Regions from separate parts of the Homo sapiens genome. Here regions 1, 2, 3 and 5 are each linked to region 4. Evidence: chromatin contacts called from ENCODE Hi-C data. All regions are on one chromosome and are shown on one strand. Each heading gives the region's core, a stretch centred on a gene start or an enhancer-like site at or near the end of the contact. The rest is flanking DNA. Distances are from core to core; before and after follow the strand shown.

Region 1 (2,700 bases), core at 15-2,514, 960 kb before region 4:
CTTTGGGAGGCCGAGGCGGGCGGATCATCTGACGTCCGGAGTTCGAGACCAGCCTGACCAACATGGAGAAACCCCGTATCTACTAAAAATACAAAATTAGTCGGGCGTGGTGGCGCATGCCTGTAATCCCAGCTACTCCGGAGGCTGGGGCAGGAGAATGGCTTGAACCCGGGAGGCGAAGGTTGCTGTGAGCCGAGATCGCGCCATTGCACTCCAGCCTGGGCAACAACAGCGAAACTCCGTCTCAAAAAAAAAAAAAGTTTATTTTTTTCCCCATATTCAGACCACCACCTTATTTGCACAGTCCCTAACTTCCACAATATCCTGGGGGGAGGAAGGGATCTACCAACTAATTTTCTAGTCATTTTCCAACTTACACTGAGCTCCTACTGTACATTTTTAAAGGATTCCCCACTTTTCTGAAGATCTTTAAAAAATGTTGTCAGCCTTGACCCTCAAATAAATTCACGAACTACAAAACATGAACCTGGCCACATTCATCGCAAACTAGTATCTGTCAAGTCCATAATTGGGATAAGCTCTTCGTGACTACTCTATCCTCCATGCTACCACCCTTCGCCTAGAGAACCTGCCAATGTAAATGGCACTCAAGCCAATGAAAAAAGTGTTCTAACACATTAATAGGTTGCAAGACCTCCTCTCCCAGGAGGGACAACCTAGTTGTTTGGGTAAATAACAGCCAAAGATTACATAATGTACAGCAATAATGAGTGTTCAGAATCTGACCGCCAGTAAATATTTTTCTTCTCCGCTCCCCCTCACCACCCCCAGGAAATGGCCCTAAGAAGCAATCACTGGGATTTCTCTTAACTGTCTTCAATGCCGTGTCCTTTTCTCGCCTGGGGCTTTGTGCAAAGAATCCCTTCAGCCCTCACGACACCGCCTTGCTCCCGCCTCTCCTCCCTCTCTGCTGGCGCCACCGCAGCCCCCACGCCCTAGGTGGGCCCCCACGTCGCCCCACAAGGCTCGGCTTCCACCCGCCTCGGCTGCCGCCTTCTCCTCCTCACGACCCTCCCAAGATGCTACCTGGTTTACGAGAGGTTCCGGGACCACCAACACACCGGCTACCGCCTTTCCAGACCACCCTCGCCAGCTCCCGTCTGTAGTTTCCGCGGCCGAAGGAGAAGAAAACCCCTCTTCATCTAGCACTTTGCCTCCCCCAAAGACAGCACCGCCGCCTACCTGTCACCCTGCTGTCTCCGGCTTCCTACCGCCGCCGCCTCCCGCAGCAGCCTGCCAACTGCAGCGCAACAACCAACCCTCTCATTGGGTGAGAACACGCTCTCAACAACAGCCTCCCTTATTGGCTGCAGTATGCCGGCAGCCCCGCCCTGTGTGCGGTGTCTAAGGATTCCGTCCCCAAGCAAGGACAACATATTATCTTCCCCGCCCTTCTCTTTTCTACAGTATCTGTTACCTCAGTCAGATTGAGGATGCACATATACTGGGAAAATAATCGACTTCCAGCGTCCCTCATGTAGTCTCTACCTGATTCAGGAATCTCTAACCCAGTATCGGAACGTTAAGCGGCTTCTCCGCTTTCCTGCCGTGAGAAACTCGAGGTGACAACCTCCGTTTCCGGTTGGCTCCGGTTGCAGAGTTGAGTGTCCTGAGAGGTCAGATTGCTGTCAGGTAAATTAGGGAGTTGGTGGGAGGCCCGTTGATTAGGATTAAGAGCTAGACTCTATTCTGGGGAGTGCAGAAAAGGAGAGACTAAATGGAGAAGGATGGGAGGCTGGGAGGGAGATCAAAGAACTAGCAGGCGAGAACTAATGAAGTCCTAGTTTAGAGTTGGGGTAGGAAGAGGTGGTTGGAGGATTCAGTGATCATTACTGTAGTTGTTAAATCCAGGTGCTTGTTCCCGCTTCTGCCACACGCAAAATTGTCTTTGTTTGCCTTTGGATCGCAAAGGCAGAAGAACAGCATCACTAAAAGTAATAACAGTTCATTTGTTTTTTATGTTCTAATATTCATATAATCACAGTTTTTAATACGAGGAAGTTAAGATATATACTTGATAGTCTTCGGTAAACTAAAATTGCATGTAGTGGAAGTAGCATTATCTTCTTATTTCTTTCTTAGGGAAAGGATACCAGCACATTTTCTTAGAGCCAGCTTCCTTTAGTGGAGGTTGATCTTCATGAGACTTTTAGATTCACTTCAGACATAGATAGCTTTTAAAATTTTTGGTTGCATGTTTTTTCTTTATTTAACTAATTTCCTTACTGTTATTATTTGAGCTGCTCTGAAACGGAAATAACCACCATTTTTCAGTCCTCAGCACAATTTAAGTCAATTTTTCTATTTTTATTTTTTATTGTCAAGTATATATACAGAAGGGTGTATAAAACATACATTTTAAAAAATTATAACTAACAGAAGCAGACACTCCTGTATCCACCTCTTAGATTAGAAAATAAAGCATTGCCAATAACTTAGAACATGCAGTCTTAACAGGGGTGATTTTACATTTCAAGGGGTTGAAAATTGGTGGGGCCGGGGTCGGAATCTTAGTTACTACAATGATTTGTGTCCCTCCAAAGGGCCACAGTATATAAACAGTTATACAGTATATATGTAGTGTTAAATTTTCATGGCGGGGGGTGTGATTAGGAATAAAATGTCTAGAAAGGTTCCTTACAGGGACAATAGTTAAAAATTGGTTGAAAAACACTGCCT
Region 2 (2,700 bases), core at 69-2,568, 800 kb before region 4:
ATATTAGTATAATGATATCAGTTGGTACATCTTTTTCCATCCTTATACTTTCAGTGTTTCGGTGTTCTTATACTTGAAATGTGTCTGCCGTAAGTGGTGTATTGTTCAAGTTTTTCTTTTATTATAGAAAAATGTATTCTGGAAGGTACTTTTCTTAAAATTACAGTATTTAGTCCATTTTCATTTAATGTAATTGTCAATATAATTGGGCTAAAATCTACTATATTTCCAGTTGTTTTTTATTCGTGGCATCAATTCACTTTTCTCTACTTTCTTGATTTCTTTTAGACGAATTAAGTAATTTTAGAAAGTTCACCTTACTCCTTTATTAGCTTGTTAATTATGCATGCTTTTAGTATTCTCTTAGTAATTGCACTTGAGTTGTACTACCTAATAGTACAGCCACATGTTGTTTAAAACAGCTTTACTGAGATATGATTGATATACAACAAATGGCATATAAAGTATATAATTTGATAAGTTTTGACATATGTATGACATATATGACAGTCATATAGACACACTCATATATATATTCATGTGCCATTTCAGTCAATGACCGACCACATATATGATGGTGGTCTCATAAGATTATAATACGGTATTTTTACTGTACCATTTCTATGTTTAGATATATTTAGATATGCAAATACTTACCATTGTGTTACAATTGCCTACAATATTCAATACAGTAACATGCTTTGTAGGTCTGCATCTTAGGAGTAATAGTCTAGACCATATAGCCTAGGTGTGTAGTAGGCTATACCATCTAGGTTTTGCATAAGTACATTCTATGATGTTGGCATAATGACGAAATCACTGACGATGCTTTTCTTGGAACTTATGCCTGTCATTAAGTGACGTATGACTGTATATATTTGAGTGGAACTATCACTGCAGTCAGGATAGTGAACATATATATTACCTCCAAAATATTTCGTATGCCCTCTTGAATCCTGTCCTCCTGCCCCTCCCCACCCCTGCTCCTTTTAGGCATTTAGTTCTGTAAATTTTCTCCTAGCCTTGCTTTAGCGGCATCCCATGCATTTTGATATTTTGTTTTGATTTTAATTTAATTCAATACTACATAATTTCCTTTTGATTTCTTTTTTGACCCATGGATTATTTAGAGTTGTGTTATTTCATTTCCAAATATTTGGGGATTTTCCAGACATGTTTCTGTTGTCCAGGCCAATAACAAATTCCTGACGCCATGAAGTCAAAGATCTAACTCCCCAGGGGGAGAGTTATGCCCAAGAACCATCGGTATTTTGTGTTAGTGGTCATTGCCAGAGTGAATTCCACAGTGTTTGTGATAAACCCTAATAATTCCACCAGAGGGCAGCAAGCCAACATGAAAATTCTATTAAAAAGTCTTTTTTTAGAGACAAGAGTTTGGCTCTGCCGCCCAGGCTGGAGTGCAGTGGTGTGACCTCGGCTTACCGAACCCTGGCCCCACCGCAGACTCAACCTCCCAGGCTCAAGTGATTCTCCCACTTCAGCTCCCCATCTGCGAGTAGCTGGAATATAGGTGCGCACCACCGCACCTAGTTAATTTTTGCATTTTTTGTAGAGATGGAGTTTCATCATGTTTCCCAGGCTTGTCTTGAACTCCTGGGCTCAAGCTATCCATCTGCCTCGGCTGCCCAAAGTGCCGAGATGACAGGCGTGGGCCACTGTGCCTGGCCAGACAGAAGTTTTCAAGTAAAGAATAAATTTAGCTGAAGAGCAGTGTCAAATTATTTCTATCCCCACCCTCCTGAATTAAATCTTCGTAGTCTCTGATTCTCTTTGTCATATTCTTAACCATTTGGATTCTTTTCAGTGCGTCTGTGTTTGTTCCTTTTCCCCAGTATGACCCCTTTCTATTTTTTTTTTTTTTTTTTTTTTTGAGACAGAGTCTTGCTGTGTCGCCCAGGCTGGAGTGCAGTGGCACGTTCTTGGCTCACTGCAACCTCCGCCTCCCAGGTTCAAAAGATTCTCCCACCTCAGCCTCCTGAGTAGCTGGGATTACAGATGCCTGCCACCTTGCCCAGATAATTTTTGTATTTTTAGTAGAGATGGGGTTTCAACATGTTAGCCAGGCTGGTCTCAAACTTTTGACCTCAAGTGATCTGCCCGCCTCGGCTTCCCAAAGTGCTGGGATTACAGGCGTGAGCCACCTTGTCCAGACCCTTTTCTCTATCTTTATGAAAACATCTCTCCAGTAGATCTTCAGAGTAAAAAAAAAAAAAAAAAAAGGAAAAAAGAAAAGAAAAAAGAAAAAGAAAAGAAAACATCCAGCAAGGTCTCGGAGGAAAAATAGAAAATTAGAAGACTGGAGTGAGTCATGTTGATTTTCTGGTGTAAAATTTGTATCGAAACCTTACATAAATACTGAAGAATTCACAAGTTGTAAATATACAGCTTGGTGACTGATTTTGATATCCAGACAGTTTTTTTCCCACTTGCACACACTCCCCGCAAGAATGCATGCTGGTTTGTAAAGTCATTAATTTACTGGTGCATCAGTGGATGGCTCTGTGTCTTCTGGCTTTATCTTGGCCCAGAAAGACAGGAATTAACGTTGAGCCTAGTAGTCTTTGGCCTTTGTGCCAAAGCAGTCTGTGGGCCAGCCTTGTGTAGTGATCAAGCAGTATGTTTAGATGTCAGGCATGACACGGGTTAAAAAGCCAGCTAGGGGAAAAATGGGAAGTGGCA
Region 3 (2,700 bases), core at 88-2,587, 980 kb after region 4:
ATTTGCAAGCAACTACTCTCAATTCTGCCATGGTAGAGTGAAAGCAGCTATAGGCAATACTAAAGGAATGGGCATGGTTGTGTTCCACTAAAATTTTAGGACACTGAAACTTGAATTTGAATTTCGTCTAATTTTCACATCTCAAAATATTGTTCTTTTGATTTTCGTTAAGCAAGTTGCAACCAGAATGGACTGCAAAGCCTATAACATTTATTGTCTGGCTCTTTTTATTTTATTTTTATTTTTTGAGACAGTGTCTCGCTCTGTCGCCCAGGCTGGAGTACAGTGGCGCCATCGGAGCTCACTGCAACCTTCACTCCCAGGTTCAAGCGATTCTCCCACCTTAGCTTCTAAGTAGCTGGAACTACAGGCGTGCACCACCACGCCAAGCTAATTAAAATTTCTTTTGCAGAGACAGGGTCTCATTCTGTTGCCCAGGCTGATCTCCTGGGTTCAAGGGATTCGCCCGCCTAGACCTCCCAAAATTCTGGAATTACAGGCGATAGCCACTGCGCCTCGTCTCTGGCTCTTCACAGGCAATTTGTGGATCCTTGTTACAAATGAAACAAGATGGGACATTAGTTGATCATTTTTGAAGTTGGGTGACGGTATACAGGGTTTCGTTATACTAGTTTACTTTAGAATATACTTGAAATCTTTCACAATAAAAAGTTGTGGAAATGTTTAACAAAGGTGAGTTATCTTACGCGTTTTTCTTTCCTTATACAAAAACCAAATCTCTCTGAAAGTTGTCTATAGTTAGTAAAGCCTTTTGCTTCTTTTCTGAAAAAGAAAAACCCTTTCGAAGTCTTTAGTGGTGGTAAAATAAGCCCTTTGGATATGACACTCGGTGACGACGAAAGCAGGCACAAAAGGAAAAGAGGAGTTTTTGGGGGGTGTCTGTGTGTGTTTTGTCTTTTTACATTACTCTAAATTCCCAGAACCAATCCCGGTTCTACAAATAAGTGAAACAAAATCCCCTTTAACACCGTAGGGTCTCACGCCCTCAGATGACTCACGGAAATGACGCCATCAGCGAAAAGCGGGGCGGGCGTAGACGTCAGCACGTCAGCCCTCCTCCATGTCCAGCTGAGGGAAGGCTCGTTTCAGTGCCGCGGCCGGCGCCCGCCAAGGGATGGGCAGCCAGAGCCTGTCGACTGCGGCTGCGCAGGTATGCTGGGGCGGGGCTTCAGGTCACCCCGCCCATCCCCAGCCTACGCGACCATTGAACAGCTGCCGCCCAACGGCTGGGTAAATCCTCAGCGGCCGAAATGATTAGCCCAGGGGGCAGCCCCGCCCCCTGCTCCTCCCGGCCTCTCGCCCCGCCCCCATGTCCCGCCCGCTCGTCTGCCTGGCTGCGGGGTGACACGGGGCTTCGCCTTGGGAAGGGGTCGAGGGAAGCAGTTAGACGGCTGCCGGGCGGCGGCTGCCGCGCGGCACACAATGTGAGCCCGGTGATGGGGAGCGGGCCGTTGGGAAGAGGGGGCGGCATGGCAAGAAATGGGAGGGCCCCGGTGCTTGGTGGTGGAGGGGCTGCAGAGTGAGGGGCGGCTTTGAGTGGGCTAGGCTGTCAGGGAGTGTTCCGATACTGTAGTGCAGGCTGGGATCGCGGTCGGGAGACGCCGAGTCCGCATTCCTCAGTTCTAGAGCTTCTCTTGGCAGCTCGGCACACCTTAAGTTTGCCTCTGTTTGGGTTGTCTTGGGATGTGAGGAGGAAATTAAAAGATTCCCCCAAACACTTGGATGCTTCTTTGGGAAGTTCCTCGCCGGTGTGTGCGTGCCCACTTCTCTTGGATGGAAAGGTGGAGAGGCCAGGTGGGCGGGTGGACTTCCACTCTCCGAGGATTGTTAGAACAAACGAACTGGGAATTCCTCCCCCGCCCCCACGCCCTGCCCTGCAACACAGCAAACAGTCCCAACTACTCCACCCCCACCCCACCCCAGACGGAGTCTTGCTCTGTCGCCCAGACTGGAGTGCAGTGGCGTGATCTGGGCTCACTGCAGCCTCTGCCTCCCGGGTTCAAGCAATTCTCCTGCCTCAGCCTCCTGAGTAGCTGGGATTACAGGTGCCCGCCACCACGCCCGGCTAATTTTTTGTATTTCTTTAGTAGAGACAGGGGTTCACTGTGTTGGCCAGGCTGGTCTCGAACTCCTGACCTCAGGTGATTCACGCACTTGGGCCTCCCAAAGTGCTGGGATTACAGGCGTGAGCCACCGCGCCTGGCCCCAACAACTTTGAAGAGGAGACCAGAACAAGAACATTCTAAGAGCTTTGATGTATTTGAAATGTCTGAGATGTGGGCCTTTTCCTTGTATCTGTACAAAAGGTATGAGTGGGAAGGGAGTCTTGCTCCTTATTCTCACTGGACGCATTCTTGGTTATGAACATGTACCCATCTCTAGGAGTCTGTCTGCCCTAGAGGATTCTATGGTGGACATACTGTGTTAGCTGTGATGTTTTCCTGAAACACAAGTTTCTATGAAATCTAATCAGTCCATGTGAAAGTATAGCGGGTTGTTTGTGGGAAGTGAAGAAGATACATCTTTAGTTTTTGATAAGTCTAGATTTTTTAGTATGGCCTCTTTTTCTAACCTGTGGATGTTTTTCTCTTTCACAGATTTATTTAATTGCCCAACTACCACTGATGAAGATATATTGGAGTGACTGCTGAAATTGCCTTTTTGTTTTTAACCAGAGGA
Region 4 (2,700 bases), core at 22-2,521:
ATTCCTGATATTCCTGGCAGCCCGGAGAGAGGGGAGAGGCCCCCTGGTGACTTATGACCCCCGCAGGAGTAACCAGAGAGCGCGCGCGAGCGCCCAGCGCCTGGCTCAAGACGAAGATTTAACCGAGAACAAAAGAACGTTTGCCAATCAGAAAACGCTACCCGAGAACGAGGATAACCCCGCTTTGTGTTTTGAAAACTCTTTAATTAGCCTGGTTTCTAAGACGCATTAAAACATTCCTACGCAGATTCTAAATGGAGGATCAAATGGTTGCTTCTGCAACGAAGATGGGATCCCGAAAGGGCACACGCCGCAGAACCAAGGCACACGGGGCCACTGAGACGCCCGGCGCGTCGTACAGAGTGTTCCTGGGCGCTCGGTCTCAGGTTACTTCTAGAACCAGTCTCCCCAACGCCGTCTTCGTTTCCTTAAAACCTCGCTAGAGTCACCCCAGTTCCCCAGACTCCAGGCCGTGCGCGCGGGCGGGGTGGCCTGAGCCCGGGTTCCCCGCTCTCCCTGCTTCGGGCCCTTCCTCCGAGGGGTCCTTCCTCCCGCCGTCACTCGGCCCCCTCCGCCCGACTCGGGTTTCTCCTCGGAGGCGGCCCCTCCTCCTTTTTATAACTCGGGGGAGGGGAGAGGGGACTGTGGCCTCGCGTGGACTCTTTGGGTCCGGGGGGAAAGAGGCGATCCGCAAGGCGCACCCCCTTCTCGTCCCGTCCCAAACCCCACATTGAGGACCCGGCGACCCGAAAGCCCCGCCAGAGCCAGCCTTTGCAGTCCTAACGCGACTCCTGGTCACGTCTCTCCCCGAAGGGGCGCTGCGCGGTCCTCGCTCCCCTCAAACGCCGCTGGCGAAGGCGCCCCTGCTCAGGAATGCGCATCTGAGTGCACCAGGAAGAGGAACAAATCTTTGAAGCAAATTCCCTTTCTGCGCGTTTTCGTCCCTGAGCGAATTCAGGGTAAAAGTTTTTCCGAACTTTTCCCTCCCAGTCCCCCGCCCCTCCCCTCAGGAATCCGCCCAGAGCGCCGCGGACACCGCCTCCGCCACTCCCGCGCCCGCCCCTTCCGACTTCCGCCCAATCCGAAGGCGGCCACCGAAAAAACAAAGGCCGCCATTGGGCCGCCGGGGCCTGGGGCCGCCCCCGGAGTGGTTTGTGAATGGGGGGGGAGGGGAGGGGAGGGGAGGGGACGGGAGGGGACGGGAGGGGGCGGGCCGGCCCGGAACCCCGCGAGCCCGACGCTTCTTCTGGCGACCAGCGCGACTCCGAGGCGTTAGTCGGCGCTCACTCCCGGCGGGCGGCGGCGGCGGCGGCGGCGGCGGGCGCCAGGACTCGCTGCTGGGGCTGCGAGGGGCTGGAGGGGCCGGGGCCAGGCCGCGGGCACGAGCGCCTCGCGGTTTCGGACGCAGTGTGACTGGGTTTCCAAAAAGAACTCGCCGTGCTCCCGACTCCGGGGCCGAGATCGGACTCAGCAAGAGCCGGCCGTTTGGCTGAAACTTGGGGCCGAGCTTTTGGGGCTGAAGAAGGAGCGGGGTGTGGAGGAGGAGGCGAAGGAGGCGGCGACGAGCGGAGCCTCGAGGCCAGGAGGCGGGGCAGCACCGCGGAGGCGGCGGCCGGGGCGAGCGAGCGGCGGCGGCAGGGGTTCTCCTAGCGGGGACCGGACCAGGCGCGGGGGGCGTGCGCGCTGCGGTGCGCCGGGGGTCCAGAGTCTTGGGCAAACTTTGAAGGGTGCCGGAGCCGCTTGTTGCTCCTCGCGGCGGAGGGAGCCGCACCGTTACGTCCCCGCGGGGAGAGCGAGGCGGCCCTCCTCGGCGCCCCCAACCCAGGCTGACGAGTTTTGGGCCCCCGGCGGCCCTGCGAGTGCAGGGCGGCGGCGTCTGCGGCGCCTTCGCGGCGCGGGCACCCAGGCGGCAGCGCCCTTTGCTCCACGCCGCCCACGGCCCGGCCCCGGCGCCGTGAGGACTCTCATGCGTCGGGCGCGGCGGCGCCTCCCCGCATCCAAGCCTCTCCCAACCGCCTCGTCGCACTCCTCAGGCTGAGAGCACCGCTGCACTCGCGGCCGGCGATGCGGGACCCCGGCGCGGCCGCTCCGCTTTCGTCCCTGGGCCTCTGTGCCCTGGTGCTGGCGCTGCTGGGCGCACTGTCCGCGGGCGCCGGGGCGCAGCCGTACCACGGAGAGAAGGGCATCTCCGTGCCGGACCACGGCTTCTGCCAGCCCATCTCCATCCCGCTGTGCACGGACATCGCCTACAACCAGACCATCCTGCCCAACCTGCTGGGCCACACGAACCAAGAGGACGCGGGCCTCGAGGTGCACCAGTTCTACCCGCTGGTGAAGGTGCAGTGTTCTCCCGAACTCCGCTTTTTCTTATGCTCCATGTATGCGCCCGTGTGCACCGTGCTCGATCAGGCCATCCCGCCGTGTCGTTCTCTGTGCGAGCGCGCCCGCCAGGGCTGCGAGGCGCTCATGAACAAGTTCGGCTTCCAGTGGCCCGAGCGGCTGCGCTGCGAGAACTTCCCGGTGCACGGTGCGGGCGAGATCTGCGTGGGCCAGAACACGTCGGACGGCTCCGGGGGCCCAGGCGGCGGCCCCACTGCCTACCCTACCGCGCCCTACCTGCCGGACCTGCCCTTCACCGCGCTGCCCCCGGGGGCCTCAGATGGCAGGGGGCGTCCCGCCTTCCCCTTCTCATGCCCCCGT
Region 5 (2,700 bases), core at 101-2,600, 770 kb before region 4:
TTTTTGAGACAAAGTCTTGCTCTGTCACCCAGGCTGCAGTGCAGTGGTGCAATCACGGCTCACTGCAGCCTCAACATCCTGGGATCAAGCAATTTTCCCATCTCAGCCTTCAGATTAGCTGGGACCACAGGCGCGTGCTACCACACCTGGCTAATTAAAAAATTTTTCTTCATAGAGATGGTGTCTCATTTTGTTGCCCAGGCTGGTCTCAAACTCCTATGCTCAAGGGATCCTCCCACCTTGGCCTCTCAAAGTGCTAGGATTACATGCATGAGCCACGGTGGCCATCCAGGCATTGATATTATGAGGCCATCTTGACCTAGCCCTCTCTGGTGAAGAGTCCTTTTCAGATACTTCGTTCAGTCTTCTCAGCTATGAGTCCCTACCCTCTGAAAGCTTATATTCTATTTGGGGAAAGACAAAAGGCAGTTTCAAAGAAGAGAGGTGTTTGATTTTCTTTTCCTACTTTTAATATCAGAAAACATTTCATCTAACTCTCAGTATGAAGGCAATATTTTGTTTACTGGTATATCCCTAGAGCCCAACATGGTGAGGGCCCCAGGATTTGCTTCTTTGATAAGATGGTAAACCCAGCTTTCAGCTAACTTCATGGTTTCCTCAGCTACACTCATATACAAGGATCACCTTTGGTAAGATGGACTTACCATCTTACCAAAGAGTTTTTGCATTTTAGAGTTTTTTCTTTTTAGATTTTTTTCATTTTAGAATTTTTTTATTTCAGAGTTTTTTCTTTTTAGAGGTTTTTCATTTTAGAGTTTTTTCTTTTTAGAGTTTTTTTTTTTTTTTAATTTTAGAGTATTTTAGGCTGCTGAGGGTGGAATCTGGTGACCTTGGGGCCACAGAGATGCTCCTTGGCTAAACCAGGGGCTTTAGCTCTGAAAGTTCACAGCCACCCTGAGAACCAAGATGAGAGGGCTCTGCAGTGTCCAATCTCAAGACCTCTCTGAGGTGCTCCATCAAGATTCATTGAATGAAAAAATTAAAGTCTTAATGATGAACCCAGAAAAATCTTTAAATCCTAAATATGAAATGAAAGTGTTCTTAGTTACAATCCAGTCCAACGTCCTTGTTTTGGAATGTGGAAATGAGGCCCCAAAGGTAAAATGGCCCATCCAAAGTCACAGCCAGGGGCCAGTGCTCAGGTGGCCAGGTGCCCTGCGTGCGGTCTCCTGGACCACCAGGCCTTTTTCCTGCAGCTTTAGAAGCTTTAGAAGGCACTCTGCTCACTCAGGGGCAAGTGGTAAGCGCTCTTTCCCCTCTAGTGTTTGTGACTCAGGAGTTTCGAAACAGGAAGTAGAGCTGGCTGGCTGTGCCCTTCCGTCCTTCATTAGACGTTTGCTCTTGTCTTAGATGCTCAGATGGTAGTGGATAGGCCTGTGACGAAGGTGCTACCATCGTGAGAGTAAGGTAAGGATTTGCCTCTTTGTTAAGGTCAGAGGGGCCTTTTGGGAGGAAGGCCTTTGATTCTGGAGTTTTCTAGGCTGCTGAGAGTGAGATCGGGTGGCCCTGGGGCCATGGAGGTGATCCTCGTATGTGAGTGTGGATGGGGAAACCATGAAGTTAGTGTAAGAGGTAGCAGTCCCTCTGAGAGCCTTGCCGAGGGCCGTGCAGTTTCCAGATCTGAAGGCCATTCTAGCTTAGACTGATGAAGTCCTAGGAGCTTCTGAAATGCTGCAAGTTTAACTACTTGTATAAAGGCCTCATCCTGATCCCAGTCAAACTTGTGAAATAATAGAAGCCAAAATTTAAATCTCTACTGACTTTGCTGCTACAGCTATCCTCCCACCAACACACATACCCACCAACATACACACTTGCCAACATAAACGCACACACACATACACACAAACACACCCATGTGGTCCTACTAATTCAATTATTTATTTTTTAAAGAAATTAAAAAAGACTGGGCGTGGTGGCTCTCGCCTGTCATCCCAGCACTTTGGGAGGTCGAGGCGGTGGTTCACCTGAGGTCGGGAGTTTGAGACCAGCTTGACCAACATGAAGAAACCCCGTCTCTACTAAAAATACAAAATTAGCCGGGCATGATGGCGCATGCCTGTAATCCCAGCTACTCGGGAGGCTGAGGCAGGAGAATCGCTTGAACCTGGGAGGTGGAAGTTGTGGTGAGCCGAGATCGTGCCACTGCACTCCAGCCTGGGCAACAAGAGCGAAACTCCGTCTCAAAAAAAAAAAAAAAAAAAAATTAAAAAGATACAGAACAGTTCAAAAAACAATATAATGGGAAGACTAGATAGACACAATCAGAGACCTGCACTTGTGGGGTTAAGAATTTACAGGTGAAGTTGCAAGTTTCATTCTGTTTGAAAATGATGGGATTATATGTTTTGCTGAGGTTTGGACACCTTTGCTGGGTTGTTTGAATGCCGTGGCTGCAGCGCCCTGTTATGGACATCATGTGCGTGCAGAATGGATGTCTGTCAGGTTCCGGGGCAGCCCGCAGTCTGAGGCAGCCAGCCTGGATTGGAGGGAGTGGCAATACTACCTGCCGGTTAGGGGTTTGGGCCTGAGAGCGAGTGGCTTTCAGGTTCTCTCAAGCTTCGGATGAGATGCAGGTTTCTGCTTCCGATGGCAAATGCATGTTTTGCTTTTTAGTTATCACTGCAAGAGCTAGGATGCTGCTAGAATATTACTGGAATGATTGTGATGAGATGGAAT

The links. Hi-C counts contacts between places; a loop is a spot of excess contacts on that map. Pooled maps may share reads with other maps.
Region 1: a loop to region 4 is called in a pooled map, with 6 times the contacts of the local background. The contact joins the promoter of HYCC2 here to the promoter of FZD7 in region 4. A Hi-C loop is called at or near these places in 6 of 50 pooled maps.
Region 2: a map of CD8-positive, alpha-beta T cell shows a loop between it and region 4 (5-fold over the local background). The contact joins the enhancer-like site here to the promoter of FZD7 in region 4. A Hi-C loop is called at or near these places in 5 of 168 maps with a recorded cell type or tissue (B cell, CD4-positive, alpha-beta T cell, CD8-positive, alpha-beta T cell and 2 more), 5 of 37 single-sample maps with no recorded cell type and 13 of 50 pooled maps.
Region 3: a map of CD8-positive, alpha-beta T cell shows a loop between it and region 4 (6-fold over the local background). The contact joins the promoter of NBEAL1 here to the promoter of FZD7 in region 4. A Hi-C loop is called at or near these places in 5 of 168 maps with a recorded cell type or tissue (CD8-positive, alpha-beta T cell, gastrocnemius medialis and naive thymus-derived CD4-positive, alpha-beta T cell) and 13 of 50 pooled maps.
Region 5: a map of naive thymus-derived CD4-positive, alpha-beta T cell shows a loop between it and region 4 (13-fold over the local background). The contact joins the promoter of CASP8 here to the promoter of FZD7 in region 4. A Hi-C loop is called at or near these places in 3 of 168 maps with a recorded cell type or tissue (CD4-positive, alpha-beta T cell, CD4-positive, alpha-beta memory T cell and naive thymus-derived CD4-positive, alpha-beta T cell) and 11 of 50 pooled maps.

Annotation. Positions count from the first base shown.
Region 1 is chr2:201,070,407-201,073,106 of GRCh38, forward strand. HYCC2 (hyccin PI4KA lipid kinase complex subunit 2) reads right to left here and starts at 1,265. Exons shown (of 13, transcript NM_001321623.1): 1 at 1,204-1,265. NDUFB3 (NADH:ubiquinone oxidoreductase subunit B3) reads left to right here and starts at 1,595. Exons shown (of 3, transcript NM_002491.3): 1 at 1,595-1,653. RefSeq lists enhancers at 738-877, 868-1,493, 978-1,247, 1,268-1,357, 1,494-2,117.
Region 2 is chr2:201,235,218-201,237,917 of GRCh38, forward strand. It overlaps a transcript of CASP8 not described here. Among named protein-coding and RNA genes, the nearest start is that of CASP8, 24 kb to the right of the region's middle. Within about 2 kb of position 1,319, at least 7 of the 41 ENCODE cell types and tissues checked have a DNase peak (open chromatin) inside an H3K27ac peak, as active enhancers do; they include CD8-positive, alpha-beta T cell, where a contact is called at or near this core.
Region 3 is chr2:203,013,538-203,016,237 of GRCh38, forward strand. NBEAL1 (neurobeachin like 1) reads left to right here and starts at 1,338. Exons shown (of 56, transcript NM_001378026.1): 1 at 1,338-1,445; 2 at 2,619-2,700. RefSeq lists an enhancer at 1,018-1,571 and a silencer at 1,210-1,439.
Region 4 is chr2:202,032,584-202,035,283 of GRCh38, forward strand. FZD7 (frizzled class receptor 7) reads left to right here and starts at 1,272. Exons shown (of 1, transcript NM_003507.2): 1 at 1,272-2,700. The coding sequence starts at 2,065. RefSeq lists silencers at 854-1,403, 1,514-1,593 and enhancers at 2,156-2,700, 2,194-2,313.
Region 5 is chr2:201,259,186-201,261,885 of GRCh38, forward strand. It overlaps CASP8 (caspase 8), which reads left to right and starts at 1,351. Exons shown (of 9, transcript NM_001372051.1): 1 at 1,351-1,428.